Linked DNA regions of Homo sapiens: region 2 is linked to region 1. A link is a contact called in ENCODE Hi-C or POLR2A ChIA-PET data. All regions are on one chromosome and are shown on one strand. Each heading gives the region's core, a stretch centred on a gene start or an enhancer-like site at or near the end of the contact. The rest is flanking DNA. Distances are from core to core; before and after follow the strand shown.

Region 1 (2,764 bases), core at 123-2,622:
GCTTTATTTTTCCAGTATGCTTCAGAACACAGCTTACTGAAACAAGAACACCTAAGTCCTTGAGTGTAAGGTCTTAAATAGTTAGGGTTATTATTTTAGGTATGTATACCATGTCACATTCAAGGCAGTATCAGAAAATGAGGTACATCATAAAAAATTAATTTTCTGCAGCGTATTTCTATAAGTGCCTAAACTAAATCACTTTATAGGGGGAAGGGGAGCTTTCAAAATATATTATGTAAGTCCCTGTCTTCTTAGAGTTCATGGGTTAATACGTCCTTAGTGATTCAAAGTCATTATAACCATTAATTATTATGGTGTGTACAGTATGCTGTAATACAGGATGCACTCAGAAACTCGGCAGGTGTGGTTGGCTCTTTGCCCCTATGCTAAATGGCTCCATGCTGCCATACTTTTTGAGTTCTTAGGTCTAACTTTTTATCATTTTTTAAATCTCTTCCTTCAATATTTATTGTCTCTCTTTGCGCCTATGAGCACAAGTCTCTGTTGTGCTTCCAAAATATCTCCGGTATACTGGAAGTTCAGACATCAAGGTTGTCAGAATTATGTCTTACATAAGAGAAAAAAGCCTCGGAGTAAATATCAAAGGGATGCTTTTTAAAGCACATATACAAACTTTTGGTTCTTGGAGTTTTAGTGGTATCTCTGCTGATCTTTGTTTCTTTCTTTTCTTTTTTCTTTTCTGTTTTTTCGGCTTCTGTCTTCCATTTATTTCACAAGGCTTTCATGTGAGAGATGTCTGATTGAAAAGTATTATAGCAATTGTTTATACTTCTGAGATAGCAGTTCTAATTTAGTATTTCTTTAGATAACCACTTGCCTTACTGGAAACTGCTTACCTTCTACTAGTGTTAGTTACAATTTTTGGTGCATAGTCAAGAATAGGACTTTTTCCTTTTAACTATCTTTTTCAAACATTTCACGTAGTGCCTCACCCAAAGTCTGCTCCGAGAAAATATATGATGATTAACTGAGATTTAAAAATAATTATCACACACAAGCTACATACAAATGAAACTTTCTACAAAGTATACTGGTCTTTCATGTTCTAGAAAATGCTTCTGTGCTTTTCACATCTTGGTTTAAAAAAAACAACAACAAGAAAGACCAAGTTGAGCATAAATGATAAAAATAATTTGTAAAGGAGCTGAAAATAGAACTCTTCGTAGATACCAATTCCAAGTACATTGCAGCTTTCCTATGGGATTATTTTGTTGCTGGAAGAATTTGTAGCTCCTAATTAGGAGCCCTTTAATTCATTCATTCGTTCCAACAATAGCATTTACTGAATGCTTGCTGGGCCCCACCAGGGATACACAGGCATATCAGACACAATCTCAGGAAACAGACATTTTGGCCAGAATTTGAAGGTTGCTGTGAGTCAGAGCCCAGCTGCCATATGTTAGAAGCATTCCTCCAGTTAAAACTGAAAGCTTTAAAGTGAAGCTTAACTTGTTTTTTCAAGCTAGCCTTGATTCAATTAGAACGATCCCAAATATTTCGTGTTCTGGGAAGAAATCTGGAGAAGTGGTGTCATAATGTTTTCCTGTTCGCTGACAAGTCATTCAGTAGCCCTGTCCAAGATCATTTAAAATAGCCTGGGAATAATCAGAAGTGATGTGCCTCTGCGGAAAACACTTGGAGGATGTCTGTCGGCAAATGATGTTTTAAACCCTAGGTTTGATTTAGAACTGTTGTCAGGTTCCTAATGACGATTTATATGTTTAAAAAACGTCATCTCCAGAAAAGTTAATATAAATGTAAGTTAGGAAACAATGAAAGTTTCATATAATATAATCATTATTTACTCTGTGGTTTTACTTATCTGTTTTGCTTTGTAATCAAATATACAAACTTACCTTCTCTCCCTCCCTGCTATTAGCTTGCTTTGTCAGTGAGTCATCATGTTTTGCCTCTATTAAAGACCAATAATCTTAAATCGTATCATTAATCATATCTGATCATCGTAATTTTGTAAGAAAACCATCTGTATAAATTTTGAGTGAAGTAACCTTATGCATTGTTTACGTAGTTTCTTTTCCACTATAGTTTAACATTTAGATTATGTTGTTAGCCTTAGTTGTATGCGGGAAGATTGACATAATTTTATTAAAATTATTGGTTTTTATTGCCTTGAAATCCTAAGGGATACAATAGGTTTTGGTAAGAAAGCATTTCAGACAGAATCATAATAAGCTTCTTAACTAAATGTCCTTGTTTGTCTAGGAGTGTTTGAAAGAAAAAAAAATCTTGTTTCCAGAGAGTACAAACTCTAACTACATTACGAAGAATTGCTTTTAAACATTCAGGAATTTTTTTTTTTGAAATGGAGTAGACAAATTATCAGTTTTCATGGTGACATGTACATAGTATATCGTGTGTAGAACCTTTGACTCTGAAGAACATAGCTAGGTTGACAGAATAACAAAAGATCCACTTCTAAAGTGAAAAATTATCTTAATTATTTGGGAGCTCTGAGTATATAATGCCAAATACATGGAGAGTTAGCACTATCTGTATGTCCAAATAAACTCCCTGTTCACACTGTTTGTTAGTATATTTTATATTGCTCATACAGTTATAAATGTCTAGTGGTAGGTCATAAACCACTCCAATCCAGTGATTATTGGGTATCAACAGTGTGCCAGATACTAATGGGTTTCATGTTTATTGCCTGACTTTTAAGATCTTAAAAACATCTCTAAAGATAGGTGTTAGTTTTTCAGTTGTACAGGAGAGGAAA
Region 2 (2,764 bases), core at 116-2,615, 190 kb before region 1:
TTTAAATGGGCTGTTTCTTTATTAAAACAAATGAAGGCAGCATTCGTTCCTTATATAATATTCTTACCTCTGAGCCCTGTGGGCAGGGAGGGTGTGGAAACCTGGGATAAAGCTGTCGAAGGAGGGGGGAGGGGGAGGCCACTACTTAGAGAATGTTTTCTGTAATTCCTAATTGAACCTTTCCACCCAAGTTCACCAGGTGTTTTCACGAATTTTACCTAGTGGTGAGGTGATTAAATGCTTCAATAGGGTCTGCGCCAAGTAAGGGCTGTTCCTAAGGGTTGGCAGTAGTGTGCCACTCTATTTTGTGGTCTGCCTTTGGTAATAACTCTTTATACTTTATAGATTACATTTCCAGTTTAAAAGTCCCTTCACGTCTAGTTTTTCAGTGGTTCACTTTAATAGGCATGCAGCAATCAATCGCTGTGTGCCAAGCACTGCAGAAAGTATTGGGAATGCAGGCTCAACGTGGCCCCTGCCCTTGAGAGGGTCACAGAGGGACAGAGGAGTGACCAAATCGATAAGAACTAACTGCAGCCCAACATAGTAAATGCTGGAGTTGAGACAGGAAGGACCTGGGGAAAGACCTGCATGCTGAGGGAGCAGGCCTCTTCCCAAAGAGGTGGGGGCGGCATATGAACTGGGTCCTGGAGGATAAATAGGAGTTTGGGGGGCTGGGAGGTAGATGCTGTGTGGGGTAGACAGAGGAGGTGCTATAATAGTTACTGGTCTATAGCCAGGACACTCGGGCTCAGGGAAAGTCTCTCGCCCCCTGAGTTCACCAAGAGGAGGCTGCTATAAGGGACTGCTCTCTGCTAGCCTGGTGGCCCTCCTCTCACAGTGCTGTCCCAGCCTTCAAGAAGGTTCTCTTTTTAACATCAAAGGAAGAAACGATGTGAAATCTTCACCTCTTCCTTGTGGGTTTATAAGGTTGATACTTTCCACCAGAGCTGAGTCAGAGACGCTGTTACCAAAACGAAATTTTGTTTTAAATTAGTCTTCCTGGCATTTCCTTCTCTGCTTCATAACTGAATCCCAGGGCATGTCATCCTGTTGTGGAGAAGAACTTACAGAGGGGTTTGTCATGATTAGGGCCAGAGAGGTGTTGGAAATGATTGAATTAAGTGGAACAGCGTGTCATTCTTCTTTTGTTTATTTAACAAGTATTTGTATCAGTAGTGTGCTGGGAAATGTTTAACTCTACAGAAGTTGTTCTACTGAGCAAGGAAGGAAAAAAAAAGCCCTGATGTCTAAGTTTGCCAATTTCTGTGGTGTAAATACTCTCACCGTAGCCAGTTTTGGGCAACCAACGTGAGGGTGGCTGAATACGAGGTTGGGAGGAGAGGCAGACTTGGTGTAGCACATGGCTGCAGGCCCAGGAGATAGACAAGTGAATAACACAGCCCTGGCTGCAGCCCTCTATAGGAAACAGAGCCAGAGACAATTTTTTAATTTGATCTTAGCAATATTTCTGTTATTATTTTGAAGAGATAGAGGCACTGAGAGACAGAAACAGAGAGCAAGACAAAGACTGATCCATTCCTATCTACATATCTTGATAAATTCTGAAATGCTTCAGCCATTTGTCTCTTCCTGTGCCCCTCCCTCGTTATCTACCTCTCTGCTATTGCAGTCTCTGGGACATGGGTGTTTAGAAGAACATCAGATTGCAGGGGAAAGTAAGACAAAGAAAAATAAATGATTTTGATTTTTCAGTGCATCTTGGCATGTAGCATGTGATATACTTAGTATCTTGGTGGTGGGATTTTTCGGCATCTGAACTTGTTTACCTTAGTGACTCATCTCCCCCGCAATGTTTTTGGACCAATGCAGTTTATAAATTAATTAAATAAATAAATATGAATCGATCAGAAGAGGAGCTATTGTGTTTTGAGTGGATGTGTATCAACATCTAACTCTTATAAAGACGTGCCAGACAGCAACAGCCAGTGCTTGGGCCCCATGAAGTGTCTCGACTCCATATTGTAATGTTTCAGGCTAGCCATAAAAAGGAAACTGCTTACAAAGTCTAATTGAGAGGACGCCAAGAAGGCCCCCAGACCCCAAGTGAATTCCTCATCAGTCTGTCACCTTTGCTGAAACATCACTGTTGGTTTATAGCGGTTCCCCCTTGCTAACTGATTCCCATGAAAACTTTGCTATTATTGAACACTGACACCTTAAGATAAATTAGTTTATTGGATAACTTACAGAAGAATAGTTAGCTGCAAGTAGCTTTCAAAGAGAGATAGAGAGTCTGAGTGTAGTTCCAGAGACCAGCACGAGGGCACGGAGGCCTGAGGTATTGGGATCCTGGGGTAGGTTAAAGGGAAGGTCCCTGCCCTCTCACTGAGGACACAGCTATATGTCAGCCCTCTCGGCATGACTCAAGGTTCTCATTGTGAGCATGAATAATCAGCCCACGCCATAATACACTGTCCTTGAGTTTAAAAAAAAAAAAAAAAGTCCTTTATTGAGCAATAACTAGATGCCTTTGTTAGCTCATTATATAACTTATCCCATTTTCACAAAGTCCCTGTAAGTTACACATGCTTGCCTCCACTTTAGAGTGGGGATATATCATTCCTTTTTAGAAGGAAATTAGGGGTCAGAGAGGGGAAGTAACTTACCCAATATTGCACAGCTAATAAGTAGCAAGGTCTGGCTTTCAGACCTGGATCTGTCTGATACTTAAGCCTGTGTCCCCTCCCCGCTACCATGCTGCCTGTTAGGGTGAGAGGGTTTGCTGGCACTTCCCATGGCT

The links. Hi-C counts contacts between places; a loop is a spot of excess contacts on that map. ChIA-PET counts read pairs that join two places held with the same protein, here RNA polymerase II (POLR2A). Pooled maps may share reads with other maps.
Region 2: a map of aorta shows a loop between it and region 1 (4-fold over the local background). The contact joins two enhancer-like sites. A Hi-C loop is called at or near these places in 6 of 168 maps with a recorded cell type or tissue (CD8-positive, alpha-beta T cell, MCF 10A, aorta and 3 more), 15 of 37 single-sample maps with no recorded cell type and 10 of 50 pooled maps. POLR2A ChIA-PET finds 5 or more read pairs at or near these places in 9 of 52 experiments (CD4-positive, alpha-beta T cell, CD4-positive, alpha-beta memory T cell, WTC11 and 5 more).

Annotation. Positions count from the first base shown.
Region 1 is chr15:60,604,804-60,607,567 of GRCh38, reverse strand. The region is part of intron 2 of RORA (RAR related orphan receptor A); the gene reads left to right. The region is part of intron 5 of RORA-AS1 (RORA antisense RNA 1); the gene reads right to left. Among named protein-coding and RNA genes, the nearest start is that of RORA-AS2, 75 kb to the left of the region's middle. Within about 2 kb of position 1,372, at least 4 of the 41 ENCODE cell types and tissues checked have a DNase peak (open chromatin) inside an H3K27ac peak, as active enhancers do.
Region 2 is chr15:60,798,637-60,801,400 of GRCh38, reverse strand. The region is part of intron 1 of RORA (RAR related orphan receptor A); the gene reads left to right. Among named protein-coding and RNA genes, the nearest start is that of RORA-AS4, 36 kb to the right of the region's middle. Within about 2 kb of position 1,365, at least 4 of the 41 ENCODE cell types and tissues checked have a DNase peak (open chromatin) inside an H3K27ac peak, as active enhancers do.